Linked DNA regions of Homo sapiens: region 2 is linked to region 1. Evidence: read pairs that join two places in POLR2A ChIA-PET (ENCODE). Cell type or tissue: GM12878. All regions are shown on one strand. Links, peaks and the distances in the headings refer to the core of each region. The heading gives the core; the rest is flanking DNA. Region 1 overlaps ATP6V0E1 (ATPase H+ transporting V0 subunit e1). Region 2 overlaps LOC105377723 (a long non-coding RNA gene).

Region 1 (5,000 bases), core at 1-5,000:
ATTCAGTTCTATGTGCTTATAGAACTGAGATGGCAGTTTCCTTGCTGGCTATTAGTTGGGACCACTGTCAGCTCCTAGAGGCCACCTTCATTCCTGGCCATATGGCCCCTCCATTTTCACAGCCGGGAAAAGAGAATCTCCTTTGTGTCAAATCATCTCATCCTATAGCAGTCTGGAGTCCAATAAGGAGATAGAAACCACAGTCGGTTAAGCAGGGGAAGATAAAGAATTATTTTTTTCTTTTGCGGATTAGGTAGCCACGTAAACCAAAATAGGTTGAGAGAGATTTCAGAATTATTATTATGGCAAAAGAGTTACTAAAAGATACAAAGAAACTATATTTGGTTCCCTAGGACTGAGGGAGAGTAACCAAAGAACAGACTTGGAAGGGATTCAGACCTCACTAGACAAAGTATGGTTGAGCCCACCAGATAGCAAAGGAGTTTGTTGGTTTGGCCAGACCAGGGTTTGCCTGGAGTTTCTGGGCAAGCAATTGGCCTCTTCTGGAGTACAGGCAGGGGGCGAGGTCATCGGGGGCATGGATGTAGTGGGAGTCCCTGTCCCCATACGAGCAGGAGGCCTTCAAGGCATGTATGCCGGGCAGGGGCTTTGCTTAACATGTGGAGAGGGTTCTGAAGTTATTGCCAGGCCAAGGCTACAAGATCAAAGAGGTACCACGTTCTGGCCTCGAGCCATAGTAGGCTTCACCAGAGGTTCTCACACCCACTCCGCGACCTCCGGCCTACGCCTGAAATGTCCCTCCAGCTTCCTCTACTGAGAAAGCTTAACAGCGTGCTCACTTTACAGGAGAAATAAAGTAATTCACTTGTTTATCACAGAGCACACATTGAATTGCACTTCATTTGCCTAATGTTCAGAGCTGAGAGGCAATAAATTCGTGACTGAAACACACACTCCAAATGTCTTTGTAAGGGAGAGTCCTGTTCCTTTTTTTTTCTTTTCTTTTCTTTTTTTTTTTTTTTTGAGACAGAGTCTTGCTCTGTCACCAGGCTGGAGTGCAGTGGCTCAATCTTGGCTCACTGCAACGCTCCGCCTCCTGGGTTCAAGCAAGTCTTCTGCCTCAGCCTCTCTAGTAGCTGGGACTACAGGTGCGTGCCACACTGCCCAGCTAATTTTTGTTGTTTTAATAGAGATGGGGTTTCACTATGTTTGCCAGCATGGTCTTGATCTCTTGACCTCATGATCTGCCCACCTTGGCTTCCCAAAGTGCTGGGATTACAGGCGTGAGCCACCGTGCCCAGCCGAGTCCTTTTCCTTTTAAGAACTCAACTGGGCTGGGCGCGGTGGCTCACACCTGTAATCCCAGCACTTTGGGAGGCCAAGGTGGGCGGATCACGAGGTCAGGAGATCGAGACCATCCTGGCTAATGCGGTGAAACCCCATCTCTACTAAAAATACAAAAAAAATTAGCTGGGCGTGGTGGCGGGCGCCTGTAGTCCCAGCTACTTGGGAGGCTGAGGCAGGAGAATGGCATGAACCCGGGAGGCAGAGCTTGCAGTGAGCAGAGATTGGGCCACTGCACTCCAGCCTGGGTGACAGAGCAAGACTCTGTCTCAAAAAAAAAAAAAAAAAAAAAAAACTCAACTGAGGGCTGGGTGGGTGACTCATGCGTGTAATCCTAGCACTTTGGGAGGCGAAGGCTGGCAGATCACTTGAGGCCAGGAGTTCGAGACCAGCCTGGGCAACATGGTGAAACCTCGTCTCTAATAAAAATAGAAAAATCAGCCAGGCATGGTGGCATGTACCTGTAATCCCAGCTACTCGGGAGGCTGAGGCACAAGGATCGCTTGAACCAGGAAAGCAGAGGTTATGGTGAGCCAAGATTGCACCACTGCGCTCCAGCCTGGGCAACAGAGCGAGCCTGTCTCAAAAAATACAAATTAAAAAAATAAATAAATAAAATAAAAGAACTCGCCTGAAGCCATGCCCAGTGGTGGCACCTCATGCCTGCAATCTCAGCTACTCAGGAGACTGAGATGGGAGGATTGCTAAAGGCCAGGAGTTCAAGACCACCCTGGGCAACATAGCAAGATTCTCATCTCAAAGATAAAAACAAAAATTCCCCTGAACAGGTCACATTCACTCAGGATAGCCACTTCCCTTTTTTTTTTTTTTTTTTTTTTTGAGACAGAGTCTCGTTCTATCATCCAGGTGGCTGGAGTGCAGTGGTGCAATCTTGGCTCACTGCAACCTCTGCCTCCCATGTTCAAGTGATTCTCGTGCCTCAGCCTCCGGAGTAGCTGGGATTACAGGCGTGCACCACCACGCCCGGCTAATTTTTATTTTTAGTAGAGACAGAGTTTTTCCATGTTGGCCAAGCTGGTCTCCCAACTCCTGACCTCTGGTGATCCACCCACCTTGGCCTCCCAAAGTGCTGGGATTACAGGCGTGAGCCACTGCGCCTGGCCTCTTTTTTTTTTTTTTTTTAGATGGAGTCTTGCTCTGTTGCCCAGGCTGGAGTGCAGTGGCACAATCTGAGCTCACTGCAACCTCTGCCTCCCGGGTTCAGGCGATTCTCCTGCCTCAGCCTCCTGAGTAGCTGGGATTACAGGCACGTGCCACCACGCCTGGCCAATTTTTGTATTTTTAGTAGAGACGGGGTTTCACCATGTTGGTCACGCTGGTCTCAAACTCCTGACCTCGTGATCTGCCTGCCTTGGCCTCCCAAAGTGCTGGAATTACAGGCGCGAGCCACCGTGCCTGTCCTGGATAGCCACTTTGTTAAAGCCAGCTGTATCAGATAATATAATCTAACCATGGAGTGACTATTCTGTCAGATTCACTGAGTTTTATACAGAGTGTGTATACTGAGTGGTGGGAACCTCGGGAGAATTGAAATCTGCCTGCCATAGAGTGGGTGGTCGCGGGAGAGGAGGTGGAGATGAGAATGACTCAGTGCTACATGAGAAACTCCTTTGTGAAGTAAATAGGTTGTATTTCATTCTGTGGCTTGAATACATTTTTAGCTGTCTTACAGAGAAAGAGAAGAAATAACCAGTGTTTATTGAACATCTATTTGTCAGCCACTGCATAGAGCACTTTACTTATATTATCTCTTTAAATTGTAATACTATAAGGCAAGGATTATTATCACCATTTTACAACAGGAGACAGTGGGCTTGGGGTTGTAAGGACATTTGCCTGGATTCAGTTCACCGATATTTAGTGTTGCTGGAATTAAAATCCGACTCTGTCTAATACCGAATCCCATGTTTTCTAGGAGCATCTAATAATGTTGCTCCTCTTGAAAGTATTTTTATCATTCAGTTGAGATGAGAGGTCGTTTTAGTGGCGCTAGGGCAAATCACTTTCCTGCATTTCTGCTGTCTCTTAAGGAGCTCACCGACAGAGGTCACTGCTGTCATGGCCCTGGCTGGAGGGACAGTGGATCAGAAGAGAGGTCCTGGCCAGACTTCCCCATTCCAGTAGGGAAGCTGAGACTGCTCCATCTGCGTGTCACCGGGAAGTAACCTGTGCCTTTGTTCCCTGTTCTTATATCTGAATGTGGAACAGAAGAACAAAGCAGGGCTTGAGAGAGCTGAGTATAGTGGTGAGGGCATAGTTTATGCTGGGAGAGTTCTAGTAACCAAGAGCTGAGCTCCTAAGAAGTGGCCAGGGAGGGTTTATAGTATGAAGGCACCCATGCATATCTCTACAAAAACATATTCTACTACTCTCCTTGGCTTATTTCTCACAGCTCATGAGTCCCTTTGGGTTGGCCCCTCAGCCATCTCCTTTTCGCATCCTCAGAGGTTGACATGGAACATGGCACTGCTAAATGATTGTGGAATAAATGAATCCCTAGGCTGCCTGATTTATCTTTTTTTTTTTTTTTTTTTTTTTTGAAACAGGGTCTTGCTCTGTTGCCCAGGCTAGAGTGCAGTGGCATGATCATAGCTCACGGCAGCCTTGACCTCCGGCCAGTGATCCTCCCACCTCAGCTTCCTGAGTAGCTGGGACTATAGGCATGTGCCATCAAGCCTGGCTAATTGAAAAAAAATTTTTTTTTATAGAGACGGGGTCTCGCCATGTTGCTCAGGCTGGTCTTGAACTCATAGGCTCAAGCAATCCACCTGCCTCAGCCTCCCAAAGTGTTGGAATTACAGACATGAGCCACTGCACCTGGCCTGTTTCATCCTTAATAGCCTATAGAAACAGCCTAGTATAATGGGACTCAGGAGTCCTGGATTCCCCGCTTCCAGCTTCCCCCTTCACTAATTTGCTGTGGGGTATTAGTAAGTTCACTAGGACTTAATTTCCTCATCTTTAAAATGCAGAACTTAGACTTGATCTCAGATCCATTCCGGCTCTGCAGTTCTCTGAAGACATTATTGCACCATAGCTGCCTCAATTGTTTGAATAATCTCAGATTGGTTATTAAGGCTGGCCCTCAGGTTATGAAGACATGCGGTACAGTTCGGGCAAACATGAAAGGTACATTTAGTTCCTTTTCTTGTACACATGAAGTAATAGATTCATTGGAATATGATCTCTTCCTCCACCCACTTCCATCAATTCAGAGTGGATTTTTTTTCCCTTCCAGTTCTCTGCGTGTTTGTCAGCTTTAAAGGGAAATTTTAAGTCAGGAGGTAGTCAGAGGGGCAGGCACAAAGCTCAGCGGGTTAGGGGGGTAAATTCCTCTGAAATTTCAAATAAACCAGACTAGACTGTTTCCTAGGTAAATTTTTTTTTTTTTTTTTGAGTCTTGCTGTGTCACCCAGGCTGGAGTGCAGTGGCCCGATCTCAGCTCACTGCAACCTCTGCCTCCCAGGTTCAAGTGATTCTCCTGCCTCAGCCTCCCGAGTAGCTGCTACTACATCCATGTGCTACTGTGCCTGGCTGATTTTTATATTTTTAGTAGAGATAGTGTTTCCCCATATTGGCCAGGCTGGTCTTGGACTCCTGACCTCAGGTGATCCGCCCGCCTTGGCCTCTGGAGTTTTCTTGAACTGTGGTTTCTTGTTTTTTTTTTCTTAAGT
Region 2 (10,388 bases), core at 2,443-7,442, 1.3 Mb before region 1:
TCTGAACCTAAAATACTCCCCCAAATCACACTCAGTTCTGTCCTCGGAGGTTTTCCAGGGACATTGAGCAACTTACCTATTTTGCAGCTCGGAGCTTCCCCATCCCACCCACTCGTGACTCTGCTGAAATGTCACAGGAATCTCCTGCCCAGCTTCTTGTAACCCGAGAGTTGCCAAGGGCAGCTACCCTACGGAAAGAGATTCTGGTTCAGAGAAAATATTCTAGACAGAGCCGACATACATGTCTCTTTCTTTTTTCTGGAAGATGATTTTCCACAGTGAGCCACAAGATCCTTTTTCTAAATGAGAAAATAACAGCTTGCATGTAGCAATTGAGAGTCATCTACCCCTTATTAACCCGCAGCATTAATTAATTACTTATTCTACATGGCTCACTATCTTACACACCCTTTGAGGGATGATGGGGAAACACCAAACAAACGTAGGATTTGGTTGTCACTCATTTTCTCCAGGGTTCCAGGTTTCCCACCTTCACTGATTCCCAACAACATAACACAGTGTTACCTTATCGCATCCTCATCACATCCTCCTAGAAACCCTTGATTGGCTTTCCATTACCTTCAGGGGCCTCTTAGCACCACGTACAGTCTTCCAGGCCTGGCACCTGCCCACTTCTCCAGTCTTTCTTCTTTCCCCATCCCTCACGTCTTCTACTCTCCAGCCATTCGCTCATTCACTTTCCATTCATTCATTCTTCAAATGCGTACTGGGCAGCCACTCCAAGTCAGATGCTGTGTTAGCTGCTAGAACCACAGTGCACAGTGGGGGGACAAGACAAACAAGAGCCTTTCTCTTAAGAAGCTTACATGCCAGGGAATGTAAATAACAATGAGAGAAAGAAAGAGATGAGAGCATTTCTTTCTTTCTGTGAAAAGTGTTGCTAGGAGAATGCCACAGGGCGATGTGATTGAGAGTGAATGGAAGAGGCCGTGTGCCTTTAATTGGGTGGCCAGGGAAGGAAGGCATGAGTTGAGAACCAGCCACTCCAAATTTCTTGCAGTTCCATGATCGTCCCAGGTTTCGTCTATCCTCTGTGCACGTGCATACGCCACTGCCTCCTCCAAAATGCCCACTCCACCCCAGCCCCACAATCCCTCGTCTACTTGTAATCCTGGCTCAGTTTCATCTCCACAGGGAAGCCATTCCCAGTCTGCCAAGGGCTGACTTGGGCACCCCTTCTCAGTGCTCCCCAGATTCCCTGAGCCTTAGTGCCCACTCCACACCTACTCCATCCCTATGACGCCCAGCATCAAGAGAGCAGGACCCAGAAGTCACCCTTGCTTCACGGCGAGTACCTTGGGAAGGAGAGAAATGCTAAAGCAGGATTGGAGGGCACCCAGTTGGGGTCTGAGCTTGGTGGACATCAACGATTTTTCCAGCAATTTTTGTTTGATTAAATCCCAAAGGACATTTTTTCCTCCAACTCTTTTTCCTTTAGCATTTAAGCCATATGGTTCTGATTCATTTATACTTAACTAATTACATTGGTTTGGTTAGAGCTATTTGATGTCCGTGAGTCTTCTGAGCCTTTTCATACAATTTTCTAACTCTTTTTACTGTGAAGCCCAAAGTGGTCTTTTGCCAGCTGTAAACAGCACCAGAAGGTTACTGTTTGGTCTCGGTTTGGTCACTAGGCTGAGGCCCTGTGGTTACAAGGCCTCTGAATTTGGCAAAATGTGTTTTTTGACTCCCAGTGAAATTCTAAGAAGGTTCTCAGAAAAATATTGAGATGAGAACACATAAATAAGATATCCAGCTCTGGAGCAAGGCCCCTCCCTTTAGAGAAGCCCCCGTTGGGGTCATGGCTTCCGCCTACCTTCCCCATCCTCCCAACAGCAACTGGCAGTTGGGTCACTCAATGAAGTCCTGAGGCATTTCACTTCATGATCCCACCCTGTCTCTAGGATCTTAGAAAGTGGCATTTGTGTAACAGGTAGGATTTTATGGAGATGCCAGTGTTCTGGCCAAGTTGGCCGCAAAGCAGCTCTGTTTTTGTTACAGGAGATGGAAGGATCTGAAACCAGCAGAGGGCCCACGGTGTTTCAGGCCCTTTTCAAGGATAAAGGTGTACAAAGATGAAGAAACACAGTCCTTGCCTCCAGGGGTTTAGAGTCTAGTGTTCCTATAACGTGTAATAGCAATACCTGTTATTGATCAACTTACAATATACCAGGCTCTACACTAAGTGTTTCCAGAATATTATTTCAGCCAATGTTTGTGATAACTTCAGAGATTGGTACTTGTCTTAGTCCATTATCTGTTGCTTATAATAGAATATCTGAAACTGGGCAATCTATAAAGAAAAGGAATCTATTTCTTACAGTTATGGAGGCTGCGAAGTCCCAGGTAGAGGGGCCACATCTGGTGAGGGCCTTCTTGCAGGTGGGGACTCTCTGCAGAGTTCCAAGACAGCTCAGGGCATCACATGGTGAGGGGGCTGAGCTTGGAAACTTAGGTCTCTCCTCCTCCTATAAAGCCACAGTCCCACTCCCATGATAACCCATTAATCCATTTATGAGGGCACAGCCCTCATGACCCAATGGCCTCTTAAAGGCCCCACCTGTCAATACTGCCATATTGGGGATTAACTTTCAATATGAGTTTTGGAGGGGACACACATTCCAGCCATAGCAATACTCATAATATCTCCCACTGGCCCATGAGGAAAGTGAGTCTCCAAGAGTTCAAGTGACACAAGTGCTAAGCAGGAGAATTGGGATTGGAACCCAAGTCAGCCTAATCCCAAAGACCACAATGCATGGAACATGAATAGCTGCTTATAGAGGCTCATGGATTCTGAAAAGGTGCATGCCAAGAATCAGACCAAAGATCATCAATGCCAAGGTCAAAGAACAAGGCATGAGGCAGGGGGTGGAGGGAGCAGTAGACAGAGACATGAACTAACATCATTGAAGACCAGGCCCAATAACCCAGCAAGGTCAGCACTATTTATATCCTCATGTTTGTAGATGAGGAAACTGGGAGTCAGACTGGTGAGGTCCCTTGCCCAGGGCCTGACAGCCAGAAAAAAGGAACACAAGAGCTTGGACCCCGTTCTCTCTGACTCCAAGGTTCTCTCCAACATATCCTCACAAATGTGATCTGTCTCCCTATGGGGTTAACGATAAAATCACAACCTCCCCCATTCAGCTAAAAATCTCCATAAAGCATAACAGTTCAGATGAAATTAAGAGAAGGTCTATTTAAGGCAAGTGACATAAATGCTAAACAGGGTAAGGAACGCTGCCCGAGAAGGGCTGAAGTAATGGAAATGGGATTCAGAATGATGAACAATGCAAAAGATTTATGAGATGGAATACTCCCAAACAGTCTATGTGCAAAGTTCTCAACAAAAGAATGAGGAGGGGCCAGGCATGGTGGTTCATGCCTGTAATCCCAGCACTTTGGGAGGCTGAGGCGGGTAGATCACTTGAGGTCAGGAGTTCGAGATCAGCCTGGCCAACATGGTGAAACCCCGTCTCTATTAAGAATACAAAAATTAGTCAGGCATGGTGGCAGGCACCTGTAATCCCAGCTACCCGGGAGGCTGAGGCAGGAGAACTGCTTGAACCCAGGAGGTGGAGGCTACAGTGAGCTGAGATTGTGCCACTGCACTCCAGCCTGGGCAACAGAGCGAGACTCCATCACACACACACACACACACACACACACACACACACACGAATGAGAAGAGAGCATACAATAGCCAAATCTGGGTGTAAGCTGAGAGAATAGAAAAGTGAAACCATGAGTCCAAAACGTACCTAGGTTGGTCAAGGGAGAAGAGAGTTTGCTGATGGATGACAATTTCCTGTTTCTTTTCTAAAAAAAAGAAGAAAGGAAATCTTTACAGATGTCTGCCAAGACGCAGCTGTTTTCAAACAGGTTTATCTTATTTAGCCATTTTCTTATTTAATCTTTACAGGGTCTTTCAAAAATTGGCTCAATTGTCATCTACATTTTACAGAGGAGAAAAAAAGGCTCAGAGATATAACATGACTTTCCCAAGGCCACAGGCCTTGAAAGTACAAATTGGATCATCCTTATCGACACCTTCCTGTGGCAATCAGAATAAAACATCGATGTCGGACCAGGACCTAAGTGTGATACGAGTCCTGCTAACATCTCTGACGACATTTTTTTTTTTGAGACAGAGTCTCCCTCTGTTGCCCAGTTTGGAGTGCAATGGTGTGATCTCGGTTTACTGCAACCTCCATCTCCTGGGTTCAAGCAATTCTCCTGCCTCAGCCTCCCAAGTAGCTGGGATTACAGGCACCCACCACCACACCTGGCTAATTTTTTGTATTCTTAGTAGAGACGGGGTTTCCCCATGTTGGCCAGTCTGGTCTTGAACTCTCGACCTCAGATGATTCGCCTGCCTCGGCCTCCCAAAGTGCTGGGATTACAGGTGTGAGCCACTGCACCTGGCCATCTCTGACTACATCTTAAAACTCTCTCTCTCTCACCCAGAATGTTCCAGTCACAAAATCATTTTTAGTTCCTCAAATACAGTTTCATTTCCAACTTGGGGCTTTTAGATATGCTGTTTCTCTGCCTACCAGAGTGATCCATCTGGATCCTTTGGTCAAACTTTAGCTCAAATGACGTCTCCTCCAACAAGCCTTCTTTGACTGCACACTCTGCAATGGGCCCTCCCACAGCTATCTAGGACAGTCACTCATCTTTCATCACTGACCATGGTTAGTGTAAATGGGAGTGTCCTCTCATCCATTGTCCATCTTCCCACTTCAGCTATAGCTCCATGAGAGTAATTTGAGCCCCCCATGAAATGTTCCTATGACTCACTGACAATTAGGTATGGTCCAAATAGAGCCTTTCTTTCACACAGAGATGTCAACCCCAGCATGGCCCCCTCACAGCTCCTCCTGAAGGGGAAGCCTTAAGTGAGCCACGTGACAGCACAGTTGATTCAATACTGCATGGCATCAGACCTACCCAGGACCCCAGGCACAGCTGTCGGGACCTGAGATGGACAGCAGGCCTAGGAATCCACAGACCAACCAGCAACCCGAGATGTGTCAGGAAGGGATGAGCTGGGCTAATCCTATTCCTCCTTGGGGAGTTTCCAGTGAGAACCGAAATGGAAAGGATATCACATGCTGGAGTCAGGGCTGTGGTGGACCATCTGCTCGTGGAGATTTGAGGGAGCAGAACTCATGAGAAGGCAGAGGCCCCAGTTAATGAAACTGGAACAGAGTGCACAAGAGCAGAGAGAAACAGAACTGCCACAGAGACACATAGAGCCTCCGGCTCCAGGGCTGTCTCAGTTCCTGCCTGAACCCCAATTCCAGTTCCCATCAAGGGAGTTCCTTCAGTGAGTCTCCCTTTCCAGGAGGTAACTAACAGTTACTTGCATCAAAAAGAGCCAAACTGAAGCAGTCTCCAAACCAAAGTTACATACCAAAAAAGTGTTTGAGCTTGTGGTGGGAGGGTGGGGATGACAATCTCCTACGAACACGAAAATATGAAACAATTTTTTTCTAGCACAATTTGTGGGGCAATCAGTATATTTTAAGCATATCAGTCATGACTCTTCCCATTACAGGAGACAGCACTGGCTTCAGGAACTGATGGATCCAGGTGCTCACGTGTGTCTTCCGTCACCCCTCTGCCTCAGCTTCTCAGAAAGCCTTTCACATTTAGTGGACCCAGTAGCCCACCAGCAGAAAAGAAGCTGTCTTCCCCAACAGATTCACAAAAGTCCTAGGATTGCAGAACATTAGACAACTTGAACTTTGGTCTGATGAGAACACTCTGATTCATCAAAGCTAGATTATGTGACCACCCCTAACATGTGGGTGGGAAGTGGGGAGAGAAGAGAGGAGGTAGTCTCCTCAAACACTTTAAGAGTGGAGTTGAGGTGATTTCCCCAAAGGAAAAATTGGGGTGCTGTCACCAAAAGAAGAGAGGATGGATAATGAGCAGGCAAAAACCCCAAATGTTCCCCTATGGGAGTAAAATCCACTTGAGGCATAGGCCACTTGGGGAGAAGACCCGTAAGCTCCTTCTCCAGGAGGGTTATCTGATTATAAGAGGAGGCTGGTAACCACTGAGTCTGCACGAAAGCTTTTCCTAGGCCTGGTCCTTGGGGCTACAGCTTTATTCTAGGGCATGTTTATTTGAGGAACATGGGCTCCTTGAGAAGCACTGGAAACAAGGGGACAGAATGGCTTCTAAATAAAACAAATCCTAGCCTGGAAGTTCTGATCTCTACTCTGCCACCTACCAACTGGGCTGACCTTGGGCAAATCCTCTCACTTCTCTGAGCCTTAGCCTCCTAATCTGTGAGATGTCAGTAATAGTACCTACCTTGCATGTTCGCCACAGAGATTCAATTAATTTAAATAGGTAGAGGACTTGGGGCAGTGCCTAGGACAACATTACACTCAGGGATGGTGATGATGATGATTATAATGATGATGATGATGTTGATGATGATGATGTTGATAATGATGATGATGATGATGATGATGATGATCATGATGATAATGGAAAAGAAGATAGAGGAGGTAGAAGAGGAGACAATCATGATGTTGGAGGTAGACTCCAATCTTCAGAATCAGAAGCTCAGGGTTGGAAAGGACCTTAAGTAGTCACCCCGCCAACTTCCACAATCCACCCCAAGACCCTAAGAAATAGGATTTGACATTGCTCAAGTTGAGGAAACTGAGGACGAGCTTGCCCATTGCTGGTCTTTTAGCCAAAGAAGTGGGAGAGATGGCCATGAAACCCAAGACAGTTAGCTTCAAAGCCTGGGCTCCCTTTACCAGAGCCTTCTGCCACGAGGCATGTTGATGACTTCTACAGTCTAGAATGAAGAACTCAGGGTCTCCAAACGAGCCATCTGTGACTTTGTGACTTTGCACCCATGCATTGGCGGAGGAAGTCATTGCATTATAGGACCCTTGCATCTTTTCCTTTGGGCTTTCTTTCTACCCTCAGTGAGCATCAAACCAAAGAAAAGCTTCTTAAAAAAAAAGAACACAAGTTATAAGAGCCACCAATATTTCAAAAACAATTTCACATCTGCACTGAAACTCCTCTACTTACAAACATTCACAGATAAGAACAAAGCCATGCACTAAAGGAAAAGTAGGCCAGCTCCGCCTGCTTCCCCACAGATGGTGAGCAGCAGTCATGCGCATCCATTTTAGTCTTGGCCATCACGTTAGTCATTAGTGTTGGCCCATGAGCTGTTTAAAGAAGTGTCTTCTTACCATGAAAAGAAGAAAGTCAAAGTAAAAACATCTTTGGATACATTTCTGAATCGCTGAAAAGCACCAAGTAGAGCCAGAATCAATGCCAGCACATCACCGGTCCTTTTGAGAAACTCAACTTTATACAGACATGTATACTGCAGAGACTTAGAAAGAAATAGACTTAAACACAGCCTTTTGGATATGATGTATTTGTACATGAATGATTTCTAAATTTCTAACAGCAAAAACAACACTGAGTATTACTTTTAATGCTTTTATTTTAAGCAATGAATGGCATTTTCTAGAATGACCCTACTTTGGCAGTTGACTAGACTAGAATGACTCTGACTATGGCAGACATGGTTAGTTGCCTATTCAACAGCTATTCTCCTACACTTTCTTCCTTCCTGGTGAATTTTCTCTCCAATAGTAGAAGTTGGAAATGGCAGATATTTTCTCAGGTTCCTTTGCATATGCAGCACTGACCAATGGAAATATAAGAAGAAATCTCTAACCTTACAGACTCCTCAATTAAAGAAATCGATGCAGGAGGAAAGGCCTTGTACTTCCTGGTTTGGATACTGTCCAGTGAAGGCGTGATGTCTAGAGCCACCACAACTATTTTGCAGCCATGACATGACAAGTCTAAAAACAAAAAGCAACAGGCTATGGACGGCAGAGCTGAAGAACAAAAAGATGCTGGCTTCTTGATGACAAGGTTGAGCCATAAACCAATCCCAACACACCTACTCCAGACTTCTTGTTATTGAAGAGAATAAAGGTATTTGATAATTAAACTACTTTTAGTTGAGTATTCTTTTACTTGCAGCTGAAACCATTCCAACTAATATGTTCATGAAACCTTTCTATGTATGTCTGAGCTGAGACAGAGAGAGGGCCAGTCTGCCCAGCTCAGGTTTGTACCACATTGACCCCACCTCCCGGCCACAGCTGACTGGACCAGGAATGGACTCCTCATCCAAGCTGAGTTCATCTGAGACTCTCTGCTGGGAATTGAGGATTGAGATTCAGAGACCATTAGATGGTTTCTGCACATAACTTTGGGAGCTATGTACACAGAAAGACATGGAAAGCTCATGTGTGCACATGTAAGAAGCAGCACAGAAGATAAACTGATTGGCTTCAGAAAAGAAGAGCAAGATGGAGTACATAGTTGCCTGGTGACCTTGACCTTCCATTTCCTGGTTCCGGGCCTTCACGACTTTCCATCTATTTACTTTCCACTTTCAGGTCCCATGAAAGACTTCCATTTCCTTTGCTTAAGCTGCTTTGAAATAGGATTCTCTTTATCTCTAACAGCTTTGCCAAGACCCCAGGGAGTTGATGGCCAGGCTAGGGTGGAACTTACATGTCCTGACTTGATGCTGCACCCTGCTACCTGCCAAAACTACAACTCATATTTATTGAGTATTTGCCAAGCACCACGAACTCTTCTAAAGGACGTCTCATGTTATTTTTAATCCTCACAACAATCCTATGAAATAGGTCCTGTAGTAGCTCCCGTTTTGCAGAGGAGGAAACTAAGGCACAGAGATTTTAAGTAAATTGCCTAAAACCACACAGCCAGCATGTGTCTGAGCCAGCATTTGAACTCCAGAGCTCAAGCTTGTCACCACTTTGTTTTACTACCTCCCCTTCCAATTCCTCCTCCCCTCTGTACTGCCCTGTAGACTGACAAATTATCTACATGTTTTCAGTGAGTGCATCTGAACTATCTCCTGACCTCCTACGGCCCTCATAATAGCTCCACCTGGCAGCTACTCACTGCCTGAGGAATCCAAGAGGGCTTCCTGAAAGAGGTGCTATTTGAGTAGATTGTGTAAAGATGAGTCGGAGTTTGCCAAACATTGGAAGAAAGAGAGAGAGTGCCTTAGTCAACTGGGACTGCTATAACAGAATATCACAGACTGGGTGGCTTATAAACACCAGAAATCAATTCTCATAGTTCTAGAGGCTGGGAATTCCAAGGTCAAGGTGCTGGCAGATTCGGTGTCTGGTGAGGACCCCCTTCCTGGTTCATAAATAGACATCTCACTGTGTCTTCTCATGGTAGAAGGGACAAGGAAGCTCTCTGGGGCCTTTTTTACAGGGCACTAACCTCATTCATGAGGGCCATGCCCTCATGCCCTAATCATCTCCCAGAGACCTCACCTCCAAATACCATCACACTGGGCATTAAGATTTCAACATATGAATCTGCAGGGAACATAAACATTTTCTACAGAGAAGGGCATACTAGTCAGAGTTCATAGTTGCAAGTATAGGTGCTGAATCTGGCTTTTTTAAACAGGAAAATAATTCATTAAAAGGATGGCAGGAGCTCTCAAAACTGCTGGGAGGGATGGATAACCACGTTCTAGGCAACAAAGCTGAGAGCATTGCCCTAAAGCATGTCACAGAACTGATCCAATGAGGATATCACTGCCACCTCACCCCCAGCACAGGACACCACAGCTTCCATCACCACAGGGGGTTCCCCGGGTCCCTACTATTCTGCTTCAACAGTTCCTGATGTCAAGGCCATGCCAAGTACATCTGATTAGTAGAGTCCGGGTGACATGCCACACCCTAGCTGCAAGACAGGATGAGAAAGTAGGAGTTGGAATTCTGAGCTCTTATTCCAGGGAATAGACTCTGCACTCACCAAGACTCACAGGAAGGGCATTCAGCTGCTGGGGGCCAAAGACAATGTCAAGCATCTACTACAAGGGGCATTGAAGGCAAAGGGAACAAATCGTGCAACGGTACAGAAAGCGTATGCTTGCCTTGGCTCAGAGCGATGAGATGGTCACTGGGCTCCTTAGAGTATATATTTAGTGCTGAATTCTGCCTCCCGAATTGCCGTTTGGACAGCTTGCCTTTGCATTTCAACGTCTTCTGTCTGCAAGGGCAGACTCAGTTCTTGACAGACCTCAGAAGGCCTGGAGGGGGGCCAAATGCTCCAGAAAGAGTCAAATGCTGCTGAGAAAAAGGAGGAGGTAAGAGTGGTAGAAGGACAGCAGTGGAGAGAGGAGGAGGAAGCGGAGAGCAAGCTCAAGTGTAAAGCCATCACTCTCCTCCAGCCAAAGTTCTGGCTCGTGGCCACCATGCAGATCCCTTTTTCCAAGGCCCAACTCCCAAGAAGAG

Evidence for each region. ChIA-PET counts read pairs that join two places held together with the same protein. Peaks named below come from ENCODE experiments on the same cell type or tissue, not always from the same donor. Only the 100,000 strongest peaks of a DNase experiment are listed, where the experiment ranks them.
Region 2: POLR2A ChIA-PET joins it to region 1 with 5 read pairs; 1 of 35 experiments calls an interaction of 5 or more read pairs at or near these places.

Annotation. Positions count from the first base shown.
Region 1 is chr5:173,007,335-173,012,334 of GRCh38, forward strand. All of the region lies in intron 2 of ATP6V0E1 (ATPase H+ transporting V0 subunit e1), which reads left to right. Among named protein-coding and RNA genes, the nearest start is that of SNORA74B, 11 kb to the right of the region's middle. RefSeq lists a silencer at 2,692-2,986 and an enhancer at 2,837-2,916. In GM12878, for the core only: no CTCF peak of the experiment used is centred there; a DNase peak (open chromatin) is centred at 2,906; H3K27ac peaks cover 1,133 bases.
Region 2 is chr5:171,738,638-171,749,025 of GRCh38, forward strand. It overlaps LOC105377723 (a long non-coding RNA gene), which reads left to right. Exons shown (of 2, transcript XR_941215.1): 2 at 3,947-4,152. It also overlaps a transcript of LOC105377724 not described here. Among named protein-coding and RNA genes, the nearest start is that of SMIM23, 42 kb to the right of the region's middle. RefSeq lists enhancers at 4,231-4,290, 4,321-4,390, 4,451-4,530. In GM12878, for the core only: no CTCF peak of the experiment used is centred there; DNase peaks (open chromatin) are centred at 3,783 and 4,584; H3K27ac peaks cover 673 bases.